2 separate regions of the Homo sapiens genome follow, and region 2 is linked to region 1. Evidence: read pairs that join two places in POLR2A ChIA-PET (ENCODE). Cell type or tissue: IMR-90. All regions are shown on one strand. Each heading gives the region's core, and the rest is flanking DNA. Links, peaks and the distances in the headings are about the cores only. Region 1 has its middle 68 kb from the start of MIR7977. Region 2 overlaps NAALADL2 (N-acetylated alpha-linked acidic dipeptidase like 2).

Region 1 (16,731 bases), core at 3,970-11,969:
CAGCATTTTGGGAGGCCGAGGCAGGCAGATCACCAGAAGTCAGAAGTTCCAGACCAGCCTGGCCAACATGGTGAAACCCCGTCACTACTAAAAATACAAAAATTAGCTGGGCATGCTGGTGTGTAACTGTAATCCCAGCTACTTGGAATGCTGAGGCACAAGAAACACTTGAACCCGGGTTGCAGTGAGTTGAGATTGCACCACTGCACTCCAGCCTGGGTGACAGAGTGAGACTCTGTCTCAAAAAAAAAAAAATGCTTAAAGTAGTACAGAAAAGTTGAAAATAAATAAATAAATATACTATAATACACCAACCAACATGCTGTTGGTATAGCAATATTAACATCAAACAAAAATTTTCAGGAAAAAACCTTAGGGTTGGAGAGAAATTTTGCAAAATCAGAAAAGGAAAAACAAAAGATATTACAATACTGAACTTGCATGAACACATTTTTCTTTTGAAATTTATATAGCAAAACTAAAAAGATTTACAAGTATAATCTCAATGACATTTTAAAATATCTGTCCGAGAAACTAAATGTATTAAACATATAATATTAGTGAGCATTTAGACTACTTGAATTAAACAGATACAATTGGTTAATTGGATGTCATAGATCTAAAAAATAAAGATCATGTATTCTTTTTAAGCAAAAACAGAAAACTTAACAAAAATTGACCATATCACAATGTGAGAGATCATATAAGTGCAAATTACTATATTTACAGATGCAACAATATGGTCGTATTTTAGATAAAAGTAAAGTATTTGATCAAATTCAAAACATGTTAAACATAAATTCCTTTAGCACTTGCTGTGTGATGGGCACTTTTCTAGGCACTGAGGACGCTAAATAAGTGAAGCAAAATCTCTGCCCTTATATACACTACAGTATAATGTATTTTTCTTCTACATAGAAAAATAAAGGAGGAAAGAACTGAGGATGTGTGCCTTTGCATAAATGTGTGCACTATTTTAGATATTTTAGATGGTATGGTCAAGGACTGTCTTTTTGAAGAGATAACAATCATGCTGATACCTGAATGGGGGGAGAAATAATTCATGAGAAAATCTGGGGGAAGAGGGTTTCAGGCAGAGAGAACACCAATAACAAAGGCTAACTGAAAACTATTTGACTTGATCAAGGAACAACAAAGAAAGCATCGTATATGGGCCAGATTGAGAGAAGCAGAGAGAGGTAGATGATGAGGTCAGATCATGTAGAGCCTCAAAGGTCATGATAAACATTTAGATTAAAATTTGCATCTGGTGGAAAGCTGTTGGATAAATTTGAGAGGAATGACATCAAATATTATGCATTTTTAAAACATTACTCTGCTTGCTGTCAAAATGGATTCTCATGCAAAGACAGCAGGAAAGAGGTTATCGTAGTTGAATTGAGAGATGGTAGTGGCTGTCTAAGTCAGTTGGGGTGAAAGTGACTATGTTATGGTTTTAAAGGTAGGGCTCATTGAATTTGCCAGTAAGTTGGATGTGACAAATATAGGAAAGAGAAGAGTCTGGAATAACTCCTAGGTTTGGACCTGAGTCTCTGTGTAAATGCTGGTGTCATTTATTGGGACAAGGAAGTTTAGGAGAGGAGCAGAGTTGGGGAAGGAGAGCAAGACTCTGTTTTAGGCACATTAAGTTGGAGATGACTGGGCTAAATAGGAACAGCTCCAGTCTACAGCTCCCAGCGTGAGCGACGCAGAAGATGGGTGATTTCTGCGTTTCCAACTGAGGTACCGGGTTCTCACTGGGGAGTGTCAGACAGTGGGTGAAAGACAGTGGGTGCAGTGCACCATGTGTGAGCTGAAGCAGGGTGAGGCATCGCCTCACCTGGGAAGTGCAAGGGATCATGGAATTCCCTTTCCTAGTCAAAGAAAGGGGTGACAGACGGTACCTGGAAAATCGGGTCACTCCCACCCTAATACTGTGCTTTTCCAGTGGGCTTATCAAATGGCACACCAGGAGATTATATCCTGCACCTGGCTCGGAGGGTCCTACGCCCACGGAGCCTCGCTCATTGTTAGCACAGCAGTCTGAGATCAAACTGCAAGGCGGCAGCGAGGCTGGGGGAGGGGCGCCTGCCATTGCCCAGGGTTGAGTAGATAAACAAAGTGGCTGGGAAGCTTGAACTGGGTGGAGCCCACCAGAGCTCAAGGAGGCCTGACTGCCTGCCTCAGTAGGCTCCACCTCTGGGGGCAGGGCACAGACAAACAAAAGACAGCAATAACCTCTGCAGACTTAAATGTCCCTGTCTGACAGCTTTGAAGAGAGTAGTGGTTCTCCCAGCATGCAGCTTGAAATCTGAGAACGGGCAGACTGCCTCCTCAAGTGGGTCCCTGACCCCCGAGTAGCGTAACTGGGAGGCACCCCCCAGTAGGGGTGGACTGAAACCTCACACAGCCGGGTACTCCTCTGAGACAAAACTTCCAGAGGAATAATCAGGCAGCAGCACTTGCGGTTCACCAATATCCGCTGTTCTGCAGCCACCACTGCTGATACCCAGGCAAACAGGGTCTGGAGTGGACCTCCAGTAAACTCCAACAGACCTGCAGCTGAGGGTCCTGACTGTTAGAAGGAAAACTAACAAACAGAAAGGACATCCACACCAAAAACCCATCTGTACGTCACCATCATCAAAGACCAAAGGTAGATAAAACCACAAAGATGGGGAAAAAACAGAGCAGAAAAACCGGAAACTCTAAAAATCAGAGCACCTCTCCTCCTCCAAAGGAACACAGCCCCTCACCAGCAATGGAACAAAGATGGACGGAGAATGACTTTGACTAGTTGAGAGAGGAAGGCTTCAGAAGATCAAACTATGCCAAGCTAAAGGAGGACGTTCAAACCAATGGCAAAGAAGTTAAAAACCTTGAAAAAAGATTAGATGAATGGCTAACTAGAATAACCAATGTAGAGAAGTCCTTAAAGGACCTGATGGAGCTGAAAACCATGGCACGAGAACTACATGATGAATGCTCAAGCTTCAGTAGCTGATTCGATCAACTGGAAGAAAGGGTATCAGTGATGGAAGATCAAATGAATGAAATGAAGCAAGAAGAGAAGTTTAGAGAAAAAAGAATAAAAAGAAATGAACAAAGCCTCCAAGAAATATGGGACTATGTGAAAATACCAAATCTACGTCTGATTGGTGTACCAGAAAGTGACGAGGAGAATGGAACCAAGTTGGAAAACACTCTGCAGGATAATATCCAGGAGAACTTCCCCAACCTAGCAAGGCAAGCCAACATTCAAATTCAGGGAATACAGAGAACACCACAAAGATACTCCTTAAGAAGAGCAACTCCAAGACACATAATTGTCAGATTTGCCAAAGTTGAAATGAAGGAAAAAATGTTAAGGGCAGCCAGAGAGAAAGGTCAGGTTACCCACAAAGGGAAGCCCATCAGACTAACAGCTGATCTCTCGGCAGAAACTCTACAAGCCAGAAGAGAGTGGGGGCCAATATTCAACATTCTTAAAGAAAAGAATTTTCAACCCAGAATTTTTCATATCCAGCCAAACGAAGCTTCATAAGTGAAGGAGAAATAAAACCCTTTACAGTAAAGCAAATGCTGAGAGATTTTGTCACCACCAGGCCTGCCATACAAGAGCTCCTGAAGGAAGCACTAAACATGGAAAGGAACAACCAGTACCAGCCACTGCAAAAACATGCCAAATTGTAAAGACTAGGAAGAAACTGCATCAACTAATGAGCAAAATAACCAGCTAACATCATAATGACAGGATCAAATTCACACATAACAATATTAACCTTAAATGTAAATGGGCTAAATGCTCCAATTAAAAGACACAGACTGGCAAAGTGGATAAAGAGTCAAGTCCCATCAGTGTGCTATATTCAGGAAACCCATCTCACGTGCAGAGACACACATAGGCTCAAAATAAAGGGATGGAGGAAGATCTACCAAGCAAATGGAAAACAAAAAAAGGCAGGGGTTGCAATCCTAGTCTCTGATAAAACAGACTTTAAACCAACAAAGATCAAAAGAGACAAAGAAGGCCATTACATAATGGTAAAGGGATCAATTCAACAAGAAGAGCTAACTATCCTAAATATATATGCACCCAATACAGGAGCACCCAGATTCATAAAGCAAGTCCTTAGAGACCTACAAAGAGACTTAGACTCCCACACAATAATAATGGGAGACTTTAACACACCCTGTCAACATTAGACAGATCAACGAGACAGAAAGTTAACGAGGATATCCAGGAATTGAATTCAGCTCTGCACCAAGCAGACCTAATAGACATCTACACAACTCTCTACCCCAAATTAACAGAATATACATTCTTGTCAGCACCACACCACACCTATTCCAAAATTGACCACATAGTTGGAAGTAAAGCACTCCTCAGCAAATGTAAAAGAACAGAAATTATAACAAACTGTCTCTCAGACCACAGTGCAATCAAACTAGAACTCAGGATTAAGAAACTCACTCAAAACCGCTCAACTACATGGAAACTGAACAACCTGTTCCTGAATGACTACTGGGTACATAATGAAATGAAGGCAGAAATGAAGATGTTCTTTGAAACCAATGAGAACAAAGACACAACATACCAGAATCTCTGGGACACATTTAAAGCAGTGTGTAGAGGGAAATTTATAGCACTAAATGCCCACAAGAGAAAGCAGGAAAGATCTAAAATTAACACCCTAACATTACAATCAAAAGAAATAGAGAAGCAAGAGCAAACACATTGAAAAGCTAGCAGAAGGCAAGAAATAACTAAGATCAGAGCAGAACTGAAGGAAATAGAGACACAAAAAGCCCTTCAAAAAATCAATGAATCCAGGAGCTGGTTTTTTGAAAAGATCAACAAAATTGATAGACCTCTAGCAAGACTAATAAACAAGAAAAGAGAGAAGAATCAAATAGATGCCAAAAAAAAAATGATAAAGGGGATAACACCACTGATCCCACAAAAACACAAACTACCATCAGAGAATACTATCAACACCTCTACACAAATAAACTAGAAAATCTAGAAGAGATGGATAAATTCCTCGACACATACACCCTCCCAACACTAAACCAGGAAGAAATTGAATTTCTTAATAGACCAATAACAGGCTCTGAAATTGAGGCAATAATTAATAGCCTACCAATCAAAAAAAGTCCAGGAGCAGATGGATTCACAGCCAAATGCTACCAGAGGTACAAGGAGGAACTGGTACCATTCCTTCTGAAACTATTCCAATCAATAGAAAAAGAGGGAATCCTCCCTAACTCATTTTATGAGGCCAGCATCATCCTGATACCAAAGCCTGGCAGAGACACAACAAAAAAAGAGAATTTTAGGCCAATATCCCCAATGAACATCGATGCAAAAATCCTCAATAAAATACTGGCAAACCGAATCCAGCAGCACATCAAAAAGCTTATCCACCATAATCAAGTGGGCTTCATCCCTGGGATGCAAGGCTGGTTCAACATATGCAAATCAATAAATGTAATCCAGCATATAAACAGAACCAAAGACAAAAACCACATGATTATCTCAATAGGTGCAGAAAAGGCCTTCGACAAATTTCAACAGCACTTCATGCTAAAAACTCTCAATAAATTAGGTATTGATGGGACGTATCTCAAAATAATAAGAGCTATCTATGACAAACCCACAGCCAATATCATACTGAATGGGCAAAAACTGGAAGCATTCCCTTTGAAAACTGGCACAAGACAGGGATGCCCTCTCTCACCACTCCTATTCAAAAAAGTATTGGAAGTTCTGGCCAGGGCAATCAGGCAGGAGAAAGAAATAAAAGTTATTCAATTAAGAAAAGAGGAAGTCAAATTGTCCCTGTTTGCAGATGACATGATTGTATATCTAGAAAACCCCATCATCTTAGCCCAAAATCTCAAGCTGATAAGCAACTGCAGCAAAGTCTCAGGATGCAAAATCAATGTACAAAAATCGCAAGCATTCTTATACACCAATAACAGACAAACAGAGAGCCAAATCATGAGTGAACTCCCATTCACAATTGCTTCAAAGAGAATAAAATACCTAGGAATCCAACTTACAAGGGATGTGAAGGACCTCTTCAAGGAGAACTACAAACCACTGCTCAACGAAATAAAAGAGGACACAAACAAATGGAAGAACATTCCATGCTCATGGATAGGAAGAATCAATATCATGAAAATGGCCATACTGCCCAAGGTAATTTATAGATTCAGTGCCATCCCCATCAAGCTACCAATGACTTTCTTCACAGAATTGGAAAAAAACTACTTTAAAGTTCATATGGAACCAAAAAAGAGCCTGCATTGCCAAGTCAATCCTAAGCCAAAAGAACAAAGCTGGACAAAGCTGGAGGCATCACGCTGCCTGACTTCAAACTATACTACACGGCTACAGTAACCAAAACAGCATGGTACTGGTACCAAAACAGAGATATAGACCAATGGAACAGAACAGAGCCCTCCGAAATAATCAGAACAGAGCCCTCAGAAATAATACCACACATCTACCACTATCCGATCTTTGACAAACCTGACAAAAACAAGAAATGGGGAAAGGATTCCCTACTTAACAAATGGTGCTGGGAAAACTGGCTAGCCATATGTAGAAAGCTGAAACTGGATCCCTTCCTTACACCTTATACAAAAATTAATTCAAGATGGATTAAAGATATAAATGTTAGACCTAAAACCATAAAAACCCTAGAAGAAAACCTAGGCAATACCATTCAGGACATAGGCATGGGCAAAGACTTCATGTCTAAAACACCAAAAGCAATGGCAACAAAAGCCAAAATTGACAAATGGGATCTAATTAAACTAAAGAGCTTCTGCACAGCAAAAGAAACTACCATCAGAGTGAACAGGCAACCTACAGAATGGGAGAAAATTTTTGCAATCTACTCATCTGACAAAGGGCTAATATCCAGAATCTACAAAGAACTCACACAAATTTACAAGAAAAAAAAAACCCATCAACAAGTGGGCGAAGGATATGAACAGACACTTCTCAAAAGAAGGCATTTGTGCAGCCAATAGACACGTGAAAAAATGCTCATCATCACTGGCCATCAGAGAAATGCAAATCAAAACCACAATGAGATATCATCTCACACCAGTTAGAATGGCGATCATTAAAATGTCAGGAAACAACAGGTGTTGGAGAGGATGTGGAGAAATAGGAACACTTTTACACTGTTGGTGGGACTGTAAACTAGTTCCACCATTGTGGTAGACAGTGTGGCGATTCCTCAGGGATCTAGAACTAGAAATACCATTTGAGCCAGCCATCCCATTACTGGGTATATACTCAAAGGAATATAAATCATGCTGCTATAAAGACACATGCACACGTAATGTTTATTGTGGCACTACTCACAATAGCAAAGACTTGGAACCAACCCAAATGTCCAACAATGATAGACTGGATTAACAAAATGTGGCACATATACACCATGGAATACTATGTAGCCATAAAAAATGATGAGTTCATGTCTTTTGTAGGGACATGGATGAAGCTGGAAACCATCATTCTCAGCAAACTATCACAAGGACACAAAACCAAACACCGCATGTTCTCACTCATAGCTGGGAATTGAACAATGAGAGCACTTGGACACAGGAAGGGGAACATCACACATCGGGGCCTGTTGTGGGGTGGGGGGAGAGGGAAGGGACAGCATTAGGAGATATACGTAATGTAAATGATGAGTTAATGGGTGTAGCACACCAACATGGCACATGTATACATATGTAACAAACCTGCACATTGTGCATATGTACCCTAGAACTTAAAGTATTTTATATATATATCTATATATATAAAAGTTTGAGATGACTATTAAATATCCAAGGGGAGGTGCTGAGTAGGAAATTTGTTATAAATCCTAGAAAATAAAGACTAGGTAGGGACTTCCCCTACCTTACAAATGGCCCCTGCCAATCAGCAAATATCATATACCCAGTCAAACAGCATCATTTCTATCTAAGTAGCAACAGTTAAAAGGCCTCATGTTACTATTTCTCTTTAGCATATTTATAAAGACAATTTCTAACCAATGCTACTGCTAACCAATACTACTGCATATAAAATTTTAGATATGAGGTATAAGTATTAGAAAGAAACAGATAAAATTATAGTCTTTTCTTTTTTTTTTTGAGATGAGGGCTCACTCTGTCACCCAGATTTGAATGCTATGATGTGATCTTGGCTCACTCCAACCCCCGCCTCTTAGGTTCAAGCAATTCTCCCACCTCAGCCTCCCAAGTAGCTGGGATCACAGATGTGTGCCACCATGCCCAGCTAATTTTTTGTATTTTTGGTAGAGAGGGTGTTTCACCATGTTCCTCTGGCTGGTCTTATCTTAGACTCCTGGGCTCAGGCACTCCACCCTCCTCGGCCTCCGGCATAATCCACCACACCCAGCAAGTCGTTGACACATGATATGTTTTTATACATGTAAAAATCCAAGGAAACTCTTAGGAAAACTATTACTATTAATAATAATTTAGTACATTTTACTCAATAGCAATTCTATTGCTTTCCTATTGCTGCTATAGCAAATTACCACAAATTTAGTGCCTCAAAACAACACAAATATATTACTTTACAGTTCTGTAGGTCAGAACTCTGAAATGGATCTCCATTTTCAAATCCAGCAGCGTAACACCTTCCAACGTCTCTCTAACTTTCACTCTTCTATTATTCTCTTCCACTAAGAAAGACCCTTTTATTGTGTTGGTCTACTGGGATATTTCAGGATAATCTCATCATATCCAGGCCAGCTAATTAGTAGCTTAATTTTATGCACAGCCTTAATTCTCCTTTGCCTTAGAATCTAATATATTCACAGATTCTGGAGAATTAAGATGTTGATATTTTTGAGGGAGTGTTATATCATTGGTCACACCAATCATCAAAACTAAAATGATTATTTCTCCTATCAATAATCATAATTTAAAAATGTAACAGTAATAGACACTTTATAAGAAGAGTATGGTTTATTTGATATCAAGGAAGAAATCTAATAAATATTGTGCAGATAGTTACAAACCATTATTGAAGGACATGAAGGAAGGCCTGAATAAATAAAAAAATACCATATTCATGGTAGATAAGACATCATAAATACGTCAGTCTTCCTCAAATAAACCTATACATTTATTAAATTCTAAATAAGAAAATTGATTTCAAATACAATAAAAAGATTCAAGGATGGCCACGAAAATCATAAAAGAGGTGAGGCTTACCATACATCAACACTTGTTGTATCAGAATTAAAACAATATGGTTTTGGTACAGAAGAAAAAAGTACATTAATGGAACAAAGCAGGTAATAATAAAAATGACCTAAGAACATACAAGAACTTGGTGTATGGTAGAATTGGCAGTATGGATCAGGGGAAATCTTTAGGCATAAACTGAATATAACTGCTGACTAATACTTAAAATAAGAGGCCAACCATGTCATTTTGAAGACATTTATTTGTAGGTGCCAATATAGAGTGAGTCAAGATATATGAAATAGAATGAAACACACCAAATTGTTGCCGTTGGGAAATGGTAGAGGGGAGAAGGGTGGGGTTGGGAAGTGCATGGGAGGAAAAACACCAGAAAATTTAATTTTAAATGTTAATTTTTAAATTGTTCAATAAACAAAATATTTGAAGCAAAAATGGAAAATATGAAAATGTGTTTACTGTAGTTGAGTGGTAGTAAGAAACCCCTATAATTTTCTGTATTTTAAACTATTTAATAGAGAAAGAGCAAAAAATGCTTCTTAAGCCTCAGAAATATATAATTTACTCTGCCAAAGGCCTTGGCAATGTAGGTTTTGAAAGCAAACTGTTCACTAAACTTTAAAAAAATAACCATGGTAACCACTGCACCATGCTACAAAGTGCTCAATGGACCTATTGTATTTGTCAGAAAACATAGGGATTTGGAATTATAAATGGGGTGTGGTAACATGAGTATCTTTCAAAAAAAATTAGCCTTCTCTTACTATTGTTAATTTTTAAATATTTTCTATTTTCAGGCCTAAAACTAATGGTATAAAGCAAAATGAGGTAGTAGTTGAAGGAATATCTGGAAACACTGTTGAAGCTTGTAGCCTATACCCCCTTATCAAGTGTTAAAAAGCAGTAGGATATAATCTCTGGATTTTCAGTATATTGCTCTATCACAGAAACTACTGCTGGATAATTCATGGAGACTGAGAAATAATGTATGTGTCCAAGAGAGGGAAAAGTAAAAAGATGCTGGTGAGTTTTCTTACTTTTGAAGGCTTTTCTCAGCTTTTTGTTGTTGTTGTTCTTGAAATTCTATCCCTTCTTTCATTTCTTTCTCTAAACAGATAGACTCTTTTGCTTATTTATTTGTCTTTAATAAATATTTTTGTGTACCAGCCTGCCCCAAGTTCTGTGCTAGGGATTAAAGTAAATAAAAACCAAAACCACTAAACCTATCCTAAGTTATTTACTGTTTTCTCATGTTTGGGAACACATCGAAGTAGTTACCACTTAATATCCACATAAAGATTTTAAATCACTAGGAAGCCTTCCTCTCAAGAAAAAGCAATCTACTAACTGAACGAACAAAATTCTGTACCATGTTAAAATGTATATGCCATATAGTGCCCAGCTCCTTTTGGGGTAGGTGCTATATAAAATCTTGCATTTCCTTAACACACTTTATTTACTGCTCACATGTAATTACATATTCAGGGTCACTTTGCCTACCAGACGCTGAGATACTCAAATACAGGGTCATGGCCTAGGTCTGATTATTCATTGCTATATAACCCCAGCACCTTACATAATTCTTGATGCATATTAGGTACCCAGTAAACATTTGCGGAGTAAATGAATGAATATTAGTGTGGTGATATATGTCTGAGGTGCCTGCATTACTCTGTTTCATACGTCCCCCTACAACGCCAAGTAACTTATTTCTAGAGAAAGATTCAAGGTGAATCATTACGAAAGAGCATCCCTAAATTGAGAATGTATAAAAAGAGATGCTCACACTGTAAATTTCCTTTTTATTAGTGCTTTTGGGGTTAATAACATTCTTGAATACATGATATTTTTACTTGCTCTTTTTTTTTTTTTTTTTTTTGAGATGGAGTCTCGCTCTGTCGCCCAGGCTGGAGTGCAGTGGTGCGATCTCGGCTCACTGCAAGCTCCGCCTCCCGGGTTCACGCCATTCTCCTGCCTCAGCCTCCTGAGTAGCTGGGACTACAGGCACCTGCCACCGCACCCGGCTAATTTTTTTCACGCCATTCTCCTGCCTCAGCCTCCTGAGTAGCTGGGACTACAGGCACCTGCCACCGCACCCGGCTAATTTTTTTCACGCCATTCTCCTGCCTCAGCCTCCCAAGTAGCTGGGACTACAGGCGCCCGCCACCACACCCGGCTAATTTTTTGTATTTTTAGTAGAGACGGGGTTTCACCGTGTTAGCCAAGATGGTCTCGATCTCCTGACCTCGTGATCCGCCCGCCTCGGCCTCCCAAAGTGCTGGGATTACAGGCGTGAGCCACCGCGCCCGGCCTACTTGCTCTTTAAAGTGAAGGGAATGTTAGTCTTAAAAAAATAGGCATGATGTATTTCCTAACAAATCTGTGCAATTATTTTATATATATTTACAATTTTATATCTAGGTTAGCATGTGGCAAGAACAGTTTTACCACGAAGGAGGTTTGGGTGATCCAGTACCCCTTGGCTTCAAAGTGTTTACCGAAGCCACAGGCATCTGAGATTACACAGCCACTCTTCGATGGCCAGGATGTAGCAAAGAATGCTCTCAGATGGAATTACTTTGCCATTCTTCATGGCATGGGCACTATTGCTTTGTGTCAGCTGTGAATTTTCTAAATTTACTGCTGTATCTTTTTTTCCTTCTTCTTCTCATCCTGTCTTTCCAGATTATCAGTACATCCTACTGGCTTTAGAGGAAATTTTGAATATTTCGTCTATTTTACTCTTTCCACTAACACTCTGGCCAAGGGCATCATCTTCCCTCTATTGGGACTTGCCCAGTAGACTTCCATTTGTTTTTCCAGTTTCCACTCTTGCTGCTACTGTCTGTTATTTATTAAGAAGCCACGACTTCTCCATGTGCTACAAGGTTGTATTAGGCCATTCTTGCATTGTTATAAAGAAATACCCAAGACTGGGTAATTTATAAGAAAAGAGTTTTTATTGGCTTATAGTTAGGCAGGCTGTATTGGAAGTGTAGTGTCCACATCTGCTTCTGGGAGGTCTTAGGGAGCTTTTACTGGTGGCAAAAGGTGAAGTGGGAGCTTGATGAGGGAACGTGCCACACATTTAAACAACCAGATCTCAAGAGAACTCACTCACTATGGCCAGGACAGCACCAAGCCATGAGGGATCCCTCCAGCATGGCCCAGTGTTTTAACCTGCTGCCATTTGAAGCATCCAGGTTGTTTCAGAATTTTGCTAATGCTTAATGACACTATTTTTGCCTATTGGAAAAATAGTTCCTATGTTAGATAGCTTCTTAGGTCTTGAACCCTGATCTTTTATCTTTTTAACAAAGTCTCTGCTAATGCTTTTGATATTAGTAGACATTTCCAAGTTTTTTTGTAATTATTTGTCATTAGGAGAACTTTAGAGAGCTAAAACCAATGATAAAGGACTATGAAACACAAAGTGTACAAAGGGACTGTTTGTAAAAGTAGTGAACAATGAAAACACATGAACACAGGAAGGGGAACAACAGACACTGAAGCCTGTCGGCAGGGGATGGGGGAGTGCAGGGGACAAGGAGAAGGAGAGCATTAGGAAAAATAGTTAATACATGCTAGGCTTAATACTTAGGTGATGGGTTGATAGGTGCAGCGAACCACCATGGCACATGTTTACCTATGTAACAAACCTGCACATCTTTCACATGTACCCTGTAACTTAAAATAAAATAAAAAATACCTCTATATATACCATGGAATACTATGCAGCCATCAAAAAGAACCAGATCATATCCTCTCCAGGGACATGGATGGAACTGAAGGCCATTATCCTTAGCAAACTAATGCAGGAAGAGAAAACTAAATACTGCATGTTCACACTTATATGTGGGTGCTAAATGATGAGAACACATGGACACATAGAAAGGAACAACAATGGGGCTTATCACAGGGTGGAGGTTGGGAGGAGGGAGATCAGGAAAAATAACTAATGGGTACTAGGCTTAATACGTGGGTGTTTAAATAATCTCTACAACAAACCCTCATGACAAAAGTTAACCTATGTAGCAAACCTGTACATGTACCCCTGAACTTAAAATAAAAGTTAAAAAAAAAAAAGAATGATGTCTCTGGAGCTAGATCTACATGGTTCAGATTCAGTCTGTCATACAGCCATTCTGTCAAATTGTTTGCATTCATTGTATCTTAAGTTTCCTCATCTGCAAATTAGAGATAACAGTTTCTACTTCTGTGGAATCATTGTAAAGATAAAATGAGTTGATCAGTGCAAGACATTTTTAACAGTGCCAGAAACATCATATTGCTGAACAATTGTTAGCTGTTATTTTTATTATAATGGCACAGTTATTATTAAAGGCCAGCATTTGTGAGAAAAATGTCTTATTAACATTTACACTTGGCTTATTGTTCAAAGTCATGCAGCATATTTTGGAAAGAAAAGCTCAACTTTGATATATCATATTTGCTAATTTTGGTCAACTTGTTTGCAAATTTCTCTTGAACAGAGAGAAAGAGAGAGAGAGAGAGAGAGAGAGAGAAGTAGTCAATGATTCATTTTAAGTAGTAATTTCACTTTGTTTTTCATCTTTAGGAGATAATCACCCACTCTGCTCCTGAAAGAAAACAACAACAAAACAACAACACTGGAAAACCACAAAATATAACTTGCTTTGCATAGAATTTGAATTTATTTTTCCATTCTATATTTTAAATTTATTGCAACAGCTTGTAATGCCTAACAAGGACATCTTTTGTAAAATTTCAATGAGTTAGGAAGTTTTTCTTTGTTGCTTTTAGTATGCAAATTGCCAAATTTAATGTCAGAAAATTAAAAACCTGCATCAAAACCAGAAAATAAAACCAACTGCAAGAAGAAAGTTGAATTGATAAGTAAACTTTTTAGAAGTTAAGTGTATGGTAAAAACATTACATTAAAAATGAAACATTTGCTTTAAATTACATTGTTTTTGCATGTCTATGATGCCTCTCTAAAAGACTATTGGTACTTATTTAAAAATTTATTTCAATCTAACTTCCTGTATTTAACACTTAACAACAGTGAATGCTTTTTATAAGCAGTTTTTTAGCAGATATACTTCGCAAATTTCAAGGTAACTTATTTTTTCTAATTTACCTTAAATTTAATTTTCTTTTGCAATTGAGTCTCTCCTTCTGAATTATGGAAATCTTTCATATTTTAGCAAAGCAACCTGCTTACTAAGATTTAAATTAAAGTGACATTTGCGTAGGGGTTTTAATTCAATAGATATATCAGTTTTTAATGGAAACATCAGTGCAATATTAACATCAGTGGAAGTGCGGACATTGCTGATTTTATTAATGCTATAAACATGTTTTCCCTAAATGAAGATCTTTCCATTTTCCATCTATTCATACTACTTGAAATAAAAATTTTTAAACATTTCTTCTGAAAGAAATATCATTCAACATATGTGTGACTATAAGTCAAATGTCAATGCATTGGCAAAGACTTGTTTAGTTCATTGTCCCATTATCTTCAGGGCACAGAGATGTACTATAAATAGTGATGCTGTGGTTGTGAATTGACTCCAAACAGTATCACTATCTAACACTTTTTATTAAAAATGCTAATTGTACAGCCTGGCCAATATGATGAAACCCTGTCTGTACTAAAAATACAAAAATTAGCCAGACATGGTGGTGCGTGCCTGTGGTCCCAGCTACTTTGGAGGCTGAGGCTAGAGAATCGCTTGAACCTGGGAAGTGGAGGTTGCAGTGAGCCAAGATCGTGCCACTGCACTCCAGCCTGGGTGACAGAACAAGACTCCATCTCAAGAAAAAAAAATGCTAATTGTAAATCTGTGTATTGAAACTATTGTATTACTCAACTATATAAGCGTTATTAATATTTTTCTTTTTTATTATTTTTAATTTTTTAAAAAAGCCGTCTCATGTGGCTTTACTCCACAGATGCTATTTCTTTTTTAAAAAAGTCTTACAAGTAAGTGATCTGAATAGTTACCTTTTTAAAATATTGCACAATACTCAGTCTATTCAATAGTTTGAATTACTACATTGAAAAGTTATTCAATCTACATCAGTCATAGTACTTGGCCATTGAGAAAGGAGCTTAGCCACAAATCACACAACCGCTATCAAATTGCATGCCCTGTATCCCAACTCATCAAGCTGTTTAGTGTCTGGTCTTTCTGATTAAGATCTAGTAGAAACTCAGGAATAGAACAGGCAAGATTTAACCCAAGCAGAGCATCCTGAATCAACCTAGTCAAGATTCAGGTCTCATTTACTTAACTTTCTTCTGTAATTTGGGCAGAGGAGGGTGGAACTGATGAAAGACACTTGATTCATGTCTGGACTGAACTTACACTACTTATTGTTTTCTACTCCTTGACTACTTATACAGCAGAGGCAGCCCTAAAGTCTAATGTTCCCAGAGGCAATTGACATATTTGATGGCATTTGGCCTAAGACACAGCATAAATAAAACCATGCTGACTTGTACTATATTAAAACCATAGAGAGAGAGAAAAAAATCAATGTTTCTCCAAATAGTAAAGGTTGAAACCCATGAAGGAAAAAACTAATATTATCCAACATTGAGTAAAGGCAACACAAACACTGTAAGTGTTTTAAAGTACTTTTATAGCTATAGATGCAAATAAATAGTTTTTAAAATATGTAGCAAGAGATTAGACTGCTAATTCTATAAGCTACCTAGTTACCTCGATTTCAGAAGACAGCAGTTAGGTAATGTAGTGCTAAAGTTGATTTGGTGAGTGCATGATACAGTAGTGTCAGCAAAAAAAGATCGATGTCAAAGTCATTGTAGAATCTCTGAGGAGTACACATGGATCAATATTTGTGTAAACCATAGACTTTCATCTTCTTGTAGGAGTCTTGTAAGAAAGTGAAGCCAGTTCTTCTGAGATGTTTTACCACTTTCCCAATGAATTGTAAATTATCACAGTCAAACAAAATACTAAAATGCTCCTTTTTTTTTTTCAACCTAAAGACCCTTGGAACATTAACTACCCTGGAAAATCATTAAACAAATAAAGCCCTCTTTGACTCTTAACAAAGTGGGCTTGAGTCAAGATCTATGTGCCTCAGGGCATGTTGACTATGCTGATACTGTGTGTACAAAGTGGGGCCAACCAGGAGCCATGAAACTAGTCAGTCCCAGTCCCATCTCCAAGTGGTGATCGAGGACATGGAACAAATTACCAAGTTCTTCTTCAGCCCAGGTAACTCCTACATGAGATAGCTCCTATGGAGTCCTCACAAGCATAAAGCTCCCAGTCTCCTTAGATGTAATCAGTAAATAGATCAGTAAATGAACTCAAATCGGTGTTTGGTTTTCTGACTCGGGTGCCCTCCCCCAATTTGCTGTGTTTCTGCCATGTGATAATGAATATGAGGGGGTGCCTGATGAAAGCTCCCTTACATTATAGACACCTGAATTTGGAATGAAGGCATTTATATAAGCAGGGGCTC
Region 2 (16,731 bases), core at 5,778-13,777, 1.4 Mb after region 1:
CTCAGTGATAACCCCTTTAGCAGGGGTTAATCTTACCATATATACTCATATAAAAAACTGGAATCTTATGGTGTGTATTGTTTTATAATCAGTATTTTTTCAATGAGCAATATATCCTAAGCATCTTTCCTTGTCAATAGATATGCTACTGTTGTAATGTTGTAATGAGTCACGTAATATTCTCATATATGGATATACTACATTTTATTACTAAAATTGCTATTGTTTTTTATATATATATATATATAAATAATTTATCTGAGATAGGCCTAAATCAAACTTACATATGGTAAGAACTCTATATATTTAGTAAATGAAAGAATGAGTGGAAAATAGTATGATTTGGTCTTTTTATTTATTAAAATATATAATACATGATACAATAACTTGCTTCAGCTTGAGAAATACTGAAGGAGTTTCAGGTGAATATTGTACTATTCAGAATATCAATGTTTCCCCTCTCTAAAATGTAGATGAGTTCCTGAAAATGAGGGATTTATAATGCAAAGAAAAGGTTCCTCCCCCCAAAACAGTAGAAAAATAATTAGAGGACTGATTATCAGGTATTTATGTCAACAAACTAACAATTAAGTTAAACACATGATTTTTCATATTTTTAATGTTACAATGATATTTTGATATGGTGTTTTAAAACACATAGACCCTCATAAATTACTTATTTTTATAAATTTTGATGCCAAAATATTTTGCAAAATAATTTTATTGCAATAACATGAACAAGCTTTTCTTCAAAATAAGTTATTCTATTTAATTAGTAAAACTATTTTAGTATGTTACCAAAAGTTAGAAAATTTAGATCTAAGTTGACTTTTAACTGCTGCTGTGAAACTAAATGATATATTTTCAATTTCCTTCTTCTGTTTTCTGAAACACATCATATTTAATATCATTTCAGTAAGACAGGAAAAGGCAAAGACGTTTCTTAGTGATTGAACTGTGATGAATTGATACCAGCACAAGTGCTTCCTAAAATTAAGTATCTTTATGCTTTATCAGGTCTCAGGCAAGAAGATAAAAAAAAGTCAGTCCTAAAGCGTGACATGAGAGTGACCACTCAAACGGCGACTGCTTAATGCACTTCTCTAATGGCAGAACAGGCTTTTCCCTAATGTTCAAGTACTTTTATCTTGAATGTGCTTCTCCTGTTCCTTTAGGAGCTTTTCAAAAATGCATGCACACATATACATATACATAGGTTAATTGAAAAATCTGGAAAAATGCCTCCAAATGTTGTTGTCATGGTTTCCTTTCACATAGTAAACAGTAGAGCTAAACGTGATACTGAAGTGTTAAGTTCACCAAATGCTGTGTTTTTAAGCCTAGTCTCAAATTATAATATTATAATTTTTAAATTCAGTTTTCTTTTTGCCAAGTTATGACCTTTATATGTCTACGCTTCCATGAAATGATGCACAATTGACTTGTTTGTAATCCCACATAATGTTAGCTGAATTGACATGCTTTCTATTGAGAAAATCTAATACACATCTAATGTTAAATGAATAAAGCCATAAAAAGTAGTCTTTTAAATTTGAAAGTAGCATTCCTAAGCCATATGTGAAAAGCAAGAGATCCAGTCCCCTTACGAAAGAGAAGAGAGAAAGAGGGAATAAAACAAAAGGAATGGAGGATGGATGAAGGGAGGGAGAGAGAAGGAAAAGAAAGAGAGAAATAGAATGTGCAATATGAATTTTACACTTCCATTATTTAAGTGTTATGGATTTCAAATCTAATTAGATAGTGTTTGGGATGCAGAAATAATTTTGTAATCCTGTAAAATACAAGTAACTTTGAAACATTTGCAATAAATGGAATAGAAGGAGTTTCAGGTGAATATTATATTCTGGTATATTATAATTTACCCACATTTAATTATAGCATCCAAATCCTTTTAAAATGGTATGTGTCATTCACTCATGTCCAAATGGTTTGCATCAATTATTCATTTGTTCAACCTATATTTTATGACAAACTTTTGTTCTATGTACTGGGAATACATTATGGAACAAAATAGTCAAAAACATTTTGAGCTAAAAGAGGCTAATGTCTAGCAGTCAGACAATATGAAGCAGTAAAATGTGTTCTATTTAACATCAAATTATGTTAAAAATGATTAAGAATAGGGAGTAAGGATTGTGTTTAGGGATGGGGGTGCAGGTAGGTGTTGTAGTTTTCAGTATAGTTGCCAGGGAAGGAAGCAAGGATATAAGAGAGTAACCCATACAGATACCTAACAGAACGCATCACTGGCAGAAGCAACATCACGGGCAAAGACCTAGAGGTGACGGCATACCTGTCCTGTGTGAGGAGCAGTAGGAAGAATAATCATAGAAGATGAGGTTGGAAAGATAATATGGACACCCGCCATTACACGTTTGTGTGTGTGTTTGTAATCATGTACAGCCCTGGTGGCTACTGTAAAAGTTAAATGACTTGCTTAATAGCACCCCTGGCAAATGACAGAGGTCGGATTTTAACCTGGATGTTAGTTTCTGATCCAGTTTTATTAGAGTGTGACCCTATGACTGATGCAATGCATGCACCTTAAATATCCTAAGATCGAGGTTTAAATGCTGCTATGCCTCAGCTTCTGACAAATTATTATTATACATTTGGTTCTGAGGACCAATCAAAACTTAAGGAATGAAAATCAGCACATGCGAGAGGAAGGAATTTAAGAAAACCTCCCCTGGTCCCAAAGAGCTGGGTCTTACGAGACCAGGAGAGTTGTATATAAAGAAGGGCCGCTTCTGGATGGACTAGAAAGTCAGAAAACATTCAGGGGTGTGGTTCAAATTCTTGAAGAATTTTCTCAAATGGAACATTTAATCAAGAGAGCTATCATAAGAATTAGGCAATTTATTAATTCATTAATCAAACAAATTTGTGGCCTGGTACAGTGGTTCATTCCTATAATCCCAGCCCTTTGGGAGGCTGAGGAGGACAAATCACATGAGGCCAGGAGTTCAAGAGCAGCATGGACAACATGGCAAAATCTTTTCTCTACTAAAACTATAAAAATTAGCTGGGCGTGGTGGTGCATGCCTGTAATCCCAGCTACCTGAGAGGCTTAGGCATAAGAATCACTTGAACCCAGGAGGTGGAGGTTTCAATGAGCCGAGATCACACCACTGCACTCCAGCCTGGACAACAGAGCAAGACCCTGTCTCAAAAAAAAAAAAAAATATATATATATATATATATATATGTATATATATAAAAATATATGTATATTATATATTTTATATATGTGTTTATATTTATATATAAATATATATTATATATTTATGTATATATATTTATATATAAATATGTATTACATATTTATATATAAATATGTATTACATATTTATATATAAATATGTATATTTATATATAAATATGTATATTTATATATAAATATGTATTACATATTTATATATATGTGTATATATTTATGTATATATTATATATTTATATATATTTATATATTATATATGTACATATATATGTATATATATTTTTGTGTATATATATATACACACACATCTAGGCTATATTGGACAAAAGTAATATAAAATGTATACATCTGTTTCTACATTTACAAAGTGGTTTTGTTTCTGAAATGTTGGAGATTATACAAATATGTTTAAATGAAAACCGATTTTCTTATATTTAACAGGAAGAACATCTTTAGAATAGAGCTTGGCAAACTTTCCTGTAAAGGGCTGGGTACTTATGCTTTGAGGCTTTGCAAGGCAAGTGTTCCCCGTCACAACTACTCAATTTCCACTGTAGTGTGAAAGCAGCCATGGACAATACTAAATGCATAGGCATGGCTGTGCACTTTACTTACAAAAACAGGTGGTGGGCCAGATTTGGCCTGAGGGCTGTAATTTTTCAACATTATTCTAGAAGGATAAAAATATAATGTCCGTAACACGTTAATATCAAAAATAAAAAAATTATTTTACTGAAGATAGTAACTACATGCAATGACAATTCAGGAGTAAACATTTTCATTTCTCAATTAATTTATGGGCCAGGCACGGTGGCTCACACCTGTAATCCCAACAATTTGGGAGGCCGTTGTGGGCGGATCACCTGAGGTCAGGAGTTCGAGACCAGCCTGGCTAACACGGTGAAACTCCGTCTCTACTAAAAATAAAAAAAATATTAGCCAGGCCTGGTGGCATATACCTGTAATCCCACCTACTCAGGAGGCTGAGGCAGGAGAATCCCTTGAACCCGGGAGGTGGAGGTTGCAGTGAGCCCAGACTGGGCCATTGCACTCCAGTTTGGGCAACAGGAGCAAATCTCCATCTCAGATAAATAAATAAATAAAATAATTCACAATGCCTCAAAGAATCTTAGCTTACAATACTGTCCACGTTCTCTCAGTTGTCTCCCGTATAGGGAATTTTGCTTGGAGAAACTCAGCATGCCCAAACTTAACACATTCATTAATTTTGCTGGCATTGCCATACATTCTTTCTCTTGTGCTTTTCCTAAAGATTAGGTTTTTGCAATGAAACTGATAACCTTCTTATTGACTGTAATGGCGATAGCTTTTTACAGTTTTTGCATGCTTTAACATGTTTCCCAATTATAATACTACTTAATTTTATTAAATTAACAATCCTTAATAATCCCACCCTGATTCACAGAAGAGTCTTAGGATATCAAGATAGTCTGCTGGGAGAAAACTGGAGGGAACATAACTTAGTAATACACTCAAAATGGCTTGAGATTTGGGTCTCTTGGCACATAGCACGCCTTGGGGCCTCTGCTGTCCTCATGTATTAGTTAGGACCTTCTTGTCTACAACTACCATCCAGCCAACTCAGACCTCAAAAAGCCAAAGAGAAAACTTTTAGAAGGATACTGAGGTGTTTCAGTGAACAATTAAGCTGAGCTATAGGCCAGAATGGAATAAGGCTTCAGACTCAACTGGAGCTACAAACTTGAACACCATCATTTCTCCAACTCTCTTCTCTGCTTACCTGAATATTGGCTTTACTATTCTCTTTTGCTATATATCACATTTGTCTGTAGACGATAGAAAAGAAAGTTGCTGAGACTCTGAATTTTTACATGGAAAGTGGTCCAGTGACCAACAAGCTGGGTCAATGATTACACATTATATTACAACTTCAAGCTTCAAAACTTGGAATAATCAGAATTAGTCTCTCTCTCTCTCTCTCTCTCTCTCTCTCTCTCTCTCTCTGTCTCTCTGTCTCTCTCCCTCTCTCTCTGTCTCTCTCCCTCTCTCTGTGGCTGAATCTGTAAGATCATGTTAGAAGCCCTTCTGTGGGCCCCTCAACTATGGCCAAGAGAATAGAGCTATGTACAAATATGGCTGCCCCAAATTATGGATCAAGGAGGAAAAAAGTCAGTTTCTGGAAGAATGAGAGGTGAGTTATGCAGTAAATTATAAAACAGTGCAAATCCCAAGAGCCAAGACATTTTGGTAGAAGTCAAAATCTAGTAATTCTGATAGGAGTACCTAGATTTATTTTTTAAAGATGGTAATCTCTTTATTACTTTATACCAAACATTGTGCAATGTAATTGTCCATAATTTGGAAAGTGTTGATCATGTAGATTATATGTGAGAAACAAGTAAAAAATGCAGAATCTAGTAGAATGTTACAGCTATGAACTGTCTGAGAGCTATGAACTATCCTGTACAGACTATACTCTCGCTTTATGATACTAGACTATACAAGCAGACAAGGTCCTGCTAAGGCTAGAATAGACAGCTCAGATAAAGGATGCCAATGGAAGCACCAAATCATTTCACTAAAAGACATAGGCAAGAAGATCTCATCAGCAAAACTATTTCACATTTCTCTTTCAGTTGGCCCAAAACTGTTTGATGGGTGAATCCATGACTTCAAACAAACAAACAAAAACCATTGTGTTTCTCCATTTTTACCCTGTGAGATAAACATTCCTTAATTTCAGAGAGAAAATAGACCACTTAACAAAGTTATATTAAGATAATTTTGCTGCCAAAACAAACATTTGGAAGCAGTAACACAGAAGCAAGATGGTGATCCCTGAACCTGTGATGAGAACAGACTAGAGATGCCAAATGAAGGTCAAGTGCTTTAAGGCTCTTAGAAAGTGATGTTCTCTAAGCAAAATATTTCCCAGTGTACACTTATCCCTTTGAAAGATGTGCCATAATTGGCTTTGAGTAAATAAAAATAAAGCTAAATACTTTTAGGCCATATGGCTGTTATTTAAATTTTACTTGATTTGGACTATAGATAGCCAAAAAGATCATTCCTTCACTCCCTTAGTTTATCTGAGGGAATGAAAATTAAAAGCAACATTATTGGCCAAGTTAAAACTGTGTGTTATATAATATTAGATTATAATAATATTTTGTGTGGAGTTAATCAAGATCCACCCCACAATTATAAACACACCAATTTGAATCACTGCTCTTTGCCATTGGGAGTGGTATTAAATTCCAGTCAATTAAACATGCTCATCCTTGTGTGATTAAGCTCATAGTCAAGAAACATCATAGCAAGCAAGTCAATTACTTCAGCGTGATTTTGTTAACATTTATTTGTTTCATTTCTTTCATTACATAATATTATATAAATATATTATTTTGATAAAAACTAATAAGTAAACTCGGCATAAATGTAAAAATCAAGAAATGCTGCTTATGTTGTAACCAGACCTAGATTTTGCATTTAAAAATTAGCTAATCAATATTCCTATTGAATTTTTGGCATATATGAATTAAATAACTAAGAAAGTATTTTGTGACTATCCAGTGAGGGTCCAATGTCTTCATCTAGAAGCAAGGAAACTTAATCAAAATAACATAAACCCATGTTACTAACCAACAGTCTAGAGGTAAATAAGAGTTAATTGATATTTTCATATAGCATCTGCAGATATCATTTTAACTTCTTCCAAAGGCAGCAGAGTAAATTCTTTTCTTTAGAAAGATCAAAATAGTTACATGGGTAATAATACATAATTTGTCAAATCAGCATATACTCTTACTGCTCAATGATTACATCACTTGGTCCCTGTTTTTACTTCTTTGGATTAGAAAACATGGCTTTCGTTTATGGTGGCGTGTTAACCATGTTAACATTTTAATATATATAATGATTGTATGTGGCATTTTCATCCTTTGGGCAATTGTCTCACAATAATTAAGTACTAAATTTACTATACACTGATAAACACTAATGAAAATTGTTTGCTCCTCTGTCCTTACTCTACCCTCTAGGATAGTGGTTCTCAGATTAATGTGGACCAGCAGCATTAGCATCATCTGAGAACGTGTTAGAAATGAAAATTCTTATCCCCTATCCCAATCTGAATCAGAGATTTGGGAGTGAGGCCCAACAAGCTATATTTTAATAAGCTCTCCACGTGGTTCTGAAACAGCCAAAGTTTAAAACTACTGCTCTAGAAAGATAAAATTTATCATTAGCAAATGGTCATCATCAGATTGATTTTACATATTAGATGAATATGATTAAAATGTTACATTTAGATTTGTCTTTTTTCACAAAAGACTTATTTTTAAGGAATAAGATAAACATACAGCATTTATTTAAAACAAAACAACCTTTCCTTTGCATCTTACTGAACTTAGGGTACTCGGTTTGCTCACTGTATGGAATATAATTTTCTAGTATCTCTTTACAAAAAATGATGGCTGGACCAAACATGGAACTGCAAGGAATCCTAGAAGGTTGATTACCTCCAAACCCTAGCCTACCCTATAACCTGCCTTACCCTATAACGTTGTAGGGTATATTACCCTATAGCCTAGAACATGAAGGTCAAGTTCCTCAAAATTGAACACAAAGCCACCACCACTGCAAGATCTGGTTTTGCCTGGGCCAGTGGTAAATTGGGAGCTTATGTGATTCTCTTTACTTAGTATAAGAAACTTCTGCCTGAATTACTGGTCCCAAAGTTGGCCTGGGGTCAGGCCTCTTGAAATCTGAGGACTCATTACAGGAGTCCCTCCTTATCCTCCGTTTCCTTTCCCACAGTTTTAGTTAAGTGTGGTAGAACACAGTCCAGAAATATTAAATGGAAAACTCCAGAAATCAATTTGTAAATTTTATTTTGTTTTTTAGAAACGAGGTCTCACTCGGCCACCCAGGCTGAGGTGCAGTGGCATGATCATAGCTCACTGCAGTCTCGAACTCCTGCGCTCAAGCAATCCTGCCTTAGCCTCCCGAGTAGCCAGGAGGAAAGATGTGCACCACCATGGCAGGCTTATTTATTTTTCAATTTTTTTTGTATAGAAGTGTTCTCACTATGTTGGCTAGGCTGGTCTCAAACTCCTGGCCTTAATTGATCCTCTCACCTCAGCTTCCCAAAATGCTGGGATTATAGGCATGAGAGACTGCACCCAGGGCAAGCATTTGTAAATTTTAAATTCTGTGTTATTCTGAATAGTGTAATGAAATCTCAAGCCATCCTGTCCAATCCTACCCGGGAAATGAATCATCTCTTTGCCCAATGTATCTACATTGTATATGCTACCCCGTCGCTAGTTACTTAGAAGCCCTCTCAGTTATCAGATCGATGGTGGCTGTGGTGCGGTGCTTGAGTTCAAGTAATCTTTATTTAACAATGGACCCAAAGCATAACAGTAGTGACGATGGTATATTGTCATAATTATTCTATTTTATTATAGTACTGTTGTTCATCTCTTTCTATGCCTAATTTATAAATTAAACCTTTTCGTAGTATAAATTAAATATTTTTGTAGGTATGTACCTATAAAGAAGAAACAGTATATATTTGGGTTCCATCCTATCTGAGGTTTCAGGCATCCACTGGGGTCTTGGAATGTATCCCCCAAGGATAAGCAGGACATACGCTACTTCTCAAGTTTAGCCAATAATCTGAAAGTCTTTAGGAAATGTTTCTAAAATGAAGTTTCTCAAATTTCATTCCAGACATACTAAATCTATAGCCCCAGGGGCCTTCTTTCTGATGGTTAGCCAGAAACCATTTTTAGACCTCACAAAAAATGAACTAGGATATTCACCAGAGATCTCTTTATCTTCCCAACTCTACTCCCATGCCTGAAGATAGCCCATGTGGTTGTTCTTCCTTCAGGGTTTTCTACCTAAGTCAGCCTCACATATTCTCCTATAGCCTACTGGTAAATCTATTTTCAACACAACTGCAACCATTTCTCCCAGCTATTCTGGCTTAAAAAATCCTACTTACTTCTAAAGTCTCCATCTGATACTTGTTAATTAACCCAAAATTTACTAGCACTACAATAGGTTATATACACATCACTTCCTTTTCTGGCCTTTAGAGTAGCTTTTTTTTTTTTTTTTTTTTTATCCTATAAAAGAAATTAATTAGGCATGTGCAAGGCTTGGGAAAGGGAAGAACCATCACAGAATGTTTAATTTGCATTCATAGATTATTTACTTACCTTTAGAATCTAGTTTTCTATTAAGATAATGAGCTATGAATAAGGTTAATTTTGCAATTATTGTGATTAAATTGAAATAGGAATTTTACAATGACAAAATTAAGTGTCAAAAATCAAAGACTTATAAAGGAACTTGTATACTCCTCCTTACAAAGCTATATACGTATAAGAATGCATAAGTCATACGCTCACAACATCCAAAAAGAAAAGGCTCAACAAAAGTATGTCCAAATATGTGTTGGGTTTTACTGAATGTAAATATAATAATAATTTGACAAAGGAACTTTTCAATATTTCAGAAACTACATCCTATCTTTCAGTGAAAATATCTGTTCAACTGACTTAGAGGTGGCTGTTAAAAACCTCAAGGGCCCTATACACTTAGCAGAAAAACAATTTTTTTTTTCTGCTTTCCTCCTACCTCGAACTCCCTATCACAAGAAACTATGTTGTATAAGAAGAAAAAAAAGAAACAAGAAAAAAAAATACTTGCACCAGCTATAACTGCATTTAGAAGTAGGTTTAAAGAGCTTGAAAAGGTTCTGGAGTAAACAACATTCTGCATAACTTTGACAGAAAGACACACAGGTAACTTTAGATAATGTTCCAATCAAATGAATCATTCAAAGAGTATTTACTGCACATCTGTTATTTGTACAGTTCTGGGTATGGTAAGACATATAAAATATATTGGCTGCATTAAGGAAAGTATAGTATATAGAAACAAGAATTACTTACAAAGAAAGGGAATAACAAAAGAACACTCCACCTCCAAAATAAGGCATCTGAGGTTGTGAGAGTGGTGAAAGTGCCAGACGACAGAGGAGATAATTATCAGAATGACTGGAGTCCTCTTGGAAAGCTTCATAGAAATGGGGGATTTTAGGTGGGCCTTTAAGAGCTTCAAGGTCTCAAACAGGCCTAGTCAAGGGAAAAGGCATTCCAGGTGGGAACCATAAGGAACAGGTGATAATGATCAGGAACCTGGCAAGCTTGAAGCACAGATTTCATTTCAGTTCAATAGGAGGTATTTAAGGCTGTTACCGCGCACATCGTAACCACAGTAAATATTTCAAAGTATATTGGAAACATATTTACTGCTTTTAGACAAACGCTGTTGCAACATCTTACAAATTAACTTAGGAAGCATGATTTTTAAATATTCTGAAGATGGCTGATAGCAGCAATATTATTTCCAAATAAGCCCAAAGTCTGCTTTAAAGCCAAAGCAAAAAAGCAACTTTTTGATCTCTTAAATCTAAAATAAAACAAAGTATGTACACCCCGATTAATTTATTTATAACTTTTTAAAAAATATTTTCCAAATTGTTATATTTGTCTCAGATGGATGTTTAATCAATAGATGCTGTGAAAGTATCCACTCAACATTCAGTCACATTTCATAATATAGGAGTGTTTTGGAAGAGAGTTTCTCTTCTTCTCTTCTATGCCCCTTATACTTTGCATTTGTGTAGACTACAGACCTTACAATATTTTATTGTTTATTTATTCCTTTAACAAATATTTACTGAGCTCCTAGTATGTTTCAGGGACTTAAAACACATCAGGGAGCCAGACAAATGTGATCCCTTTTCACAAGGAGGTTCGACATTGAGAGGAAGGCAGATTGAAAGTAAAAATAAAAATAGGTTATTATAAAGTGTAGTCAGCAGTATGAAGGAAACCAGCATAGGGGTGAAATACAGTCAACACTTAGTGAGGTGCTGTTTGCACTGGACCTGAATTGCTGTCATTTATATTCCTGGCTTGACCACTTTCTAGCTTATTTGACCTTGAATAAGTTATTAACCTTTATCTGCTCAGCTGCTTCACTTGAAAATTGGGGATAATAATAGTATCTATCCCATAGGATTTTTCTGAATATTAAATGATTTAAAATGTAAATTACTTAGAACAATGCCGGGCATATAGTGAAAACATAGAAATAACAACTGACAGTATAATTTCTATAACCTTTTCATTACACTCAAGCAATACTTTAGCAAGAGGAAGTACCTATTCCAAATACATTTCATTTTACTCGTTTTCTGTTTTTCAGGTGCCACAGAGGAGGAATTTTGAAACAGTAATTTACCATTGTCACAATTTTATATACAGATTGAGTATCTCTTATCTGAAGTGCTTGGGACCAAAAACGTTTTGGATTTTGGATTTTTTTTTTTTGATTTTGGAATATTTGCATATACACAATAGAGATAGATGGGATCCAAGTCTAAACAAGAACTGCATTTATGTTTCATATATACCTTATACACATAACCTGAAGATAATGATATCAATATTTTAAATAATTTTATGCATGAAACAAAGTTATTATACATTGAACCATCAGAAATCAAAAGTGTCACTATCTGAGCCACTTACGTGGACAACTTGTGGTTGTTTGGCATTACCATCATTCATGACTCTGAATTCATATACTACCGATAAGCAATTATTTTCTTATACTTCCTCACACGTAAAAATATGACATACCATTAATACCAATAAAAAATAAGAAAAAATAATGTGTTTGAGGTAACTAGCACAGTAGCATCCCCACAATACCTGAATTAGCTGTTAAACAAACGCCACACACTCGCAAAAACTGGTAGCTTTTCAGTCTCTACCTATGATACTGTTTTTGGCTTTTTTTTTTTTTTTTTTTTTTTTTTTTTGAAATAGTCTCACTCTGTCACCCAGGCTGGAGTGTAGAGGCGTGAACATGGCTCACTGTGGCCTCGACCTCCTAAGCTCAAGCTCCCATGTGGCTGAGACCACAAGCATGCATCACCACACCCAGCTAATTATTTATTTATTTATTTACTTACTTACTTATTTTTAATAGAGATAGCATCTCACTTTGTTTCCCAGGATGTTCTCAAACACCTGGGCTCAAATGAGCCTCCTGCCTTGGCCTCCCAGTGCTGGGATTACAGGCATTAGCTACCATTCCTGGCCAATGCTATGTTTCGATTAAAAGGTTACTGTACACTCTGTGTGTTTCTTAGGTGAGAAGAAACATGAGAAGCAGGTGAGGGTCCTGGAACTGGGTCCACTAGGGAGGAGTAAGCATCCTGCTGGATGGCTTTTTAAAATGTTTCCTCCAGTCATCTGTCTCATTGTTGTTTTCTGTCTTCGAAGTCTCTTTTGAACTTTATAAGCTGACAGATGGCTTGTTCTGTTGTGAATGCACACTGCTCTAGTCCTTCAGCAAGCCCATTACACATTTTCACCATGTTGTCTATAGGCACTTCTTCTGCAGTGTTAATGATGTCATCTTCATAGTCACTATTATGATAACTTTGATTCAGAACTATTTCACTACTGATCGGTGAATGAACAACTGCAGCCTAATTGCTTCTTCCATATCTATTTCTTCCAGTTTACTGAAGGACTCTGAAGGTATATTTTTTTTCATATGTAATGAGATCAGACACAATTTTTTTCTTATTTAACTTATGGAATGCCTCAAAGTCATCATTACCACTGAGCGTAGTGGTAGGCCAGAGGTTGTACGTGGCATGTATTATACAACTGCATCTTTAGTCACTGTTTCTGAATGTCAATTTCATACATAACATTCTTCATGCTAAATGCCTTTTGAAAACCTCTCACACCTATGCCTCTGTTTATTGCTGCTAGCATGCTGCTCAAGAAAGTGCTTTTATATTAAGTATTTACTTTTTTGTTGTTTTTTGTAGAGACATGGTCTCACCACACAACTCAGGCAGGTCTCGAACTCCTGGCCTCCAGTGATTATCCTGCCTCAGTCTCTTGAAGCACAGGGATTACATGTGTGAACCACAGTGCCCAACCTAGATCTACTCTTACTGCTGTAAGTATACCCTGGACACATCGTTGAATTAATGAAGTCACATTTGGAGGAAAGTACATGGCATAAACATTTTTTAATGAGAATTTCAGCTGGAGGATGAGCAGAAAAGTGTCAAGAGGTAAAAAAGTCTTGCAGATATCATCCAGTACAGCTTCTCTACAGTGAGCACTGGTGACTAATACAAATGTTTATGAAACTAATCAGAAAAGATGTCCCTTGTAATCTTTGCATTTTTGTGAGCATAACAGTAGACTCATAAAACATTCACTCCATGGAAAGAGTGAGGATGCAAGGTTTTGCCTGTCACGCAAGTTTATACTTATACATGCCTGCTGCATTACCACATCCCAGCACAGTTATTCTGTCCTTGGCATCCTTAATTCCTGTAGGAAACTGTTTCATCAGCTGTAGTTAGTGTCTTTCCAGGGCAATAATACCAAAACAGTGATGTTTCTTTAGCATTGTAGACATGTTCTTGCATCAGATTTTCATCAGTGATGACCCTGGCAAACTTGTCGATGAATTTCTCTGCTGCTTCATGATCAGCAGAGATTCTTTATTACAACAAATCTTTAAATATGTAATGCTGTGTCTTTTCTTAAATTTCTGCAACCAGCCTGTTGAATATTCACAGTTCCCTTCCATTTTCAGCTCATTGTGAGAGATCTTTGCTTGTTTCATGACCAGCATATCATTAAGTGGCATGGGTTCACTGCAACGGTGATGGATTTGCTCTTTCAATACACGATCGAGATCTTCATTTTTAGCTTTAAGGAGTGTTTTTCTATTTTTCATTAACTTCTCTTCATCACTTTTATTATGGAACTTCAACGGTTCATCCTTTTGCTTTTTAGGTCATATATAGTGGTCATTCGAACAATATAATCTTCTATAAGATGTTTCTCACTTGCTCCACCACTGTCTAGTTTCTGACTTTCTGCGCTATACATAAAACAAATGCTTCTTCTTTTTCTTGACACTGTTACCCATAGGGGTATCTGCAAGTCTTTGTGACCTTTTCAACAATATCTTTACACATAGAGCAGGGAATAAGCAAAAACAACAATAACAAAAAAAAGTACCTAAATTTTTTTTAGGTAATGGGCAATGCACATAGGTCTTGGCTCCACATGGGACGTATCATGGGAAACTTGCCCTTAGTGCATGTGGCCTGCACACATGCCATTTTATTACCTATTTTGGGCATGCTTGCATAGGGAAATTTAAGTGTGCACAGAAAAGATACATTGTAGCTGAAGGAGACTGGAAGAGTCTATTGTTTTCCTTGGCCACCCACTAAAGAAACTGTTGTAGGCATGTGTTTTGACTGTAACATAATACATGAGGGCAGGTGTTTAATTTTCCACTTGTGGCATCAGATTGGCACTAAAAAAGTTTTAGATTTGGGGTTTTCAGCTTAGGATGCTCAACCTGTACTATATTCTGATGAACAAATTTACAGTTGAAAATAAATTGCTGAGCATCTGATTTTTTTTTCACGTGGAATAATTTTCTTTTGCAGAATAATAGGCACAGAAATGAACACCCAAGACTGAGCTTACATAATTGAGTTTAAGAAAGTTCCAGGGTATTACGAAAAACAAGGAATGAACAGATAAGTAAATGGTCAAGAAAAGAGTTATCTGGACTCCCAAAAGAATGAAATAACTCAGATTGGCAAAAGGAGTTATTCAGCTTTACCTTCATATTAGGAAAGCCTATTTAAACCAAGAAAAATATGCCCAAATGAGAATCCTTTACACCAATCAGAAGTGGAGCAGAATAGAGCTCCTTAAATCTGAATGTGTGAATCACCTGGGAAATTATATTAAAATGTAGATTCTGATTCATGAGATCTGGAGTGAGCCCCAAGATGGGGCAAGGATACTTTGCTACTCAAAATGTAAACAGATGAGCAGCACTAGCATTACCTAAGAGCTTGTCAGAAATACAGATTCCCAGGCTCTAGACCTACTGAATCAGAGTCTGAATCAGGATTTTGCTCACATGATCTGCAAGTAATTCTTATGAACATTGAAATTTGAAAAGCACTGGAATCAAGGAACTGGGGGCTACTGACATAGTGGCCAAATTGTCCGGGTTGGACTGGAACCTTCCTCATTTTAGCACTGAAAGTCTCCTGTCTGGGAAACCCCTCACTTCCAAACAAACCATGACAGGTTAATTGGCCACCCTAGCTATGGATCCCATAAATGGGACTGGAGTTTTCTGCGCATGCCGCAGTGTTTTAAAGGTCATTTCTGTGATATAGTACAATTAACATATTGCTTCCTGTCTTCTGCTAGCTGTGCAGTCTTCAACAAACCACTTGGCCTCTCTAAGGTCAAGTTTCTATATATGTAAAAAGAAAATAATATTTACCTCTCATGGTAGTTTTAAGGATTAAGTGAGTTATAATATACTTGAGCATGCTCTGCATACAAAAACATTTTTAAATGGTTGGTGTTAATATTGATGCACAGTTCTTATAAAATAAGTGACTGAAATCTGATTTTAGTACTTTAAGCATGACTAATTAAGATTATGGATTCCAGCTTCAAATCAGTATAGGAAAGAAAAAATAACGAGAAGAAAACAGAGAGTAAGGAAGAAAGAATAAAGTATGTGTGATGGAAAGGGTAAATAGGTTAAAGGTCCAGTCCCAGTAGCAGGCACCAGTTACTTGGTTGGCATACACTGGAGGTTGGTATGGCTTCACCACGTTAATTCTTTTATTTATCATGTATGGCTACTCTTGAGCCACCCTGAAAGACTTGAGTACTCGTGACAGAAATTGTATGCCCAGCAAAGTTGAAAATATTTACTATCTGGCCCTTCACAGAAAAGTTTGCCAACCCCTGCTCTATAGAATATTAGCAAAGCTTCAAAAAGAATCATATGGTTTATTCAGGCTGAGCATAGACTTGCATATACTTCTATTGCAGTAGCACACTGTACTGACATTATGCAATTATTGATCGGTCTTTCTTAGGTGAACTGAATGTTCCTCAAGGACAAGAATCATGTCTTATTTCTCTTTTTGTCTCCAGAGCCTAACAAAGAACCTGGTTCATAAAAGGTGGTCAATAAATGAATGTTAAATTGAACTGAGCTACTAGCTGAAGTTTATTTATATTTTAGATTTAAGGCAGATCAGTGAACTGGAGAATTAATTTACATTTCTTTTAATAGACACTAGATCCTTCTGATTTCTTAGTTAAAAGCTAATTTACTATTATTACTTTTTTCAAATATACCTATCTGGCACACCAAGAAAAGGTAATTAAGACTAAAACTAGAAGTTCTCCATTTGGAGTAAGAAAGTATTGTTGTATCCGCCTGCAAAGTCTAATAAAGCCCACAAAGCAAAATTTTTATATATATGTTTATCTATGTTTATGTAGTTTAATAACTTTAATATTGAGAAGTTTAATAACTTT

The links. Peaks named below come from ENCODE experiments on the same cell type or tissue, not always from the same donor. Only the 100,000 strongest peaks of a DNase experiment are listed, where the experiment ranks them.
Region 2: POLR2A ChIA-PET joins it to region 1 with 12 read pairs; 2 of 35 experiments call an interaction of 5 or more read pairs at or near these places.

What each region holds. Positions count from the first base shown.
Region 1 is chr3:176,439,230-176,455,960 of GRCh38, reverse strand. No RefSeq gene overlaps it. Among named protein-coding and RNA genes, the nearest start is that of MIR7977, 68 kb to the left of the region's middle. In IMR-90, for the core only: no CTCF peak of the experiment used is centred there; no DNase peak of the experiment used is centred there.
Region 2 is chr3:174,999,777-175,016,507 of GRCh38, reverse strand. The region is part of intron 1 of NAALADL2 (N-acetylated alpha-linked acidic dipeptidase like 2); the gene reads right to left. Among named protein-coding and RNA genes, the nearest start is that of NAALADL2-AS3, 110 kb to the left of the region's middle. In IMR-90, for the core only: no CTCF peak of the experiment used is centred there; a DNase peak (open chromatin) is centred at 13,577; H3K27ac peaks cover 1,933 bases.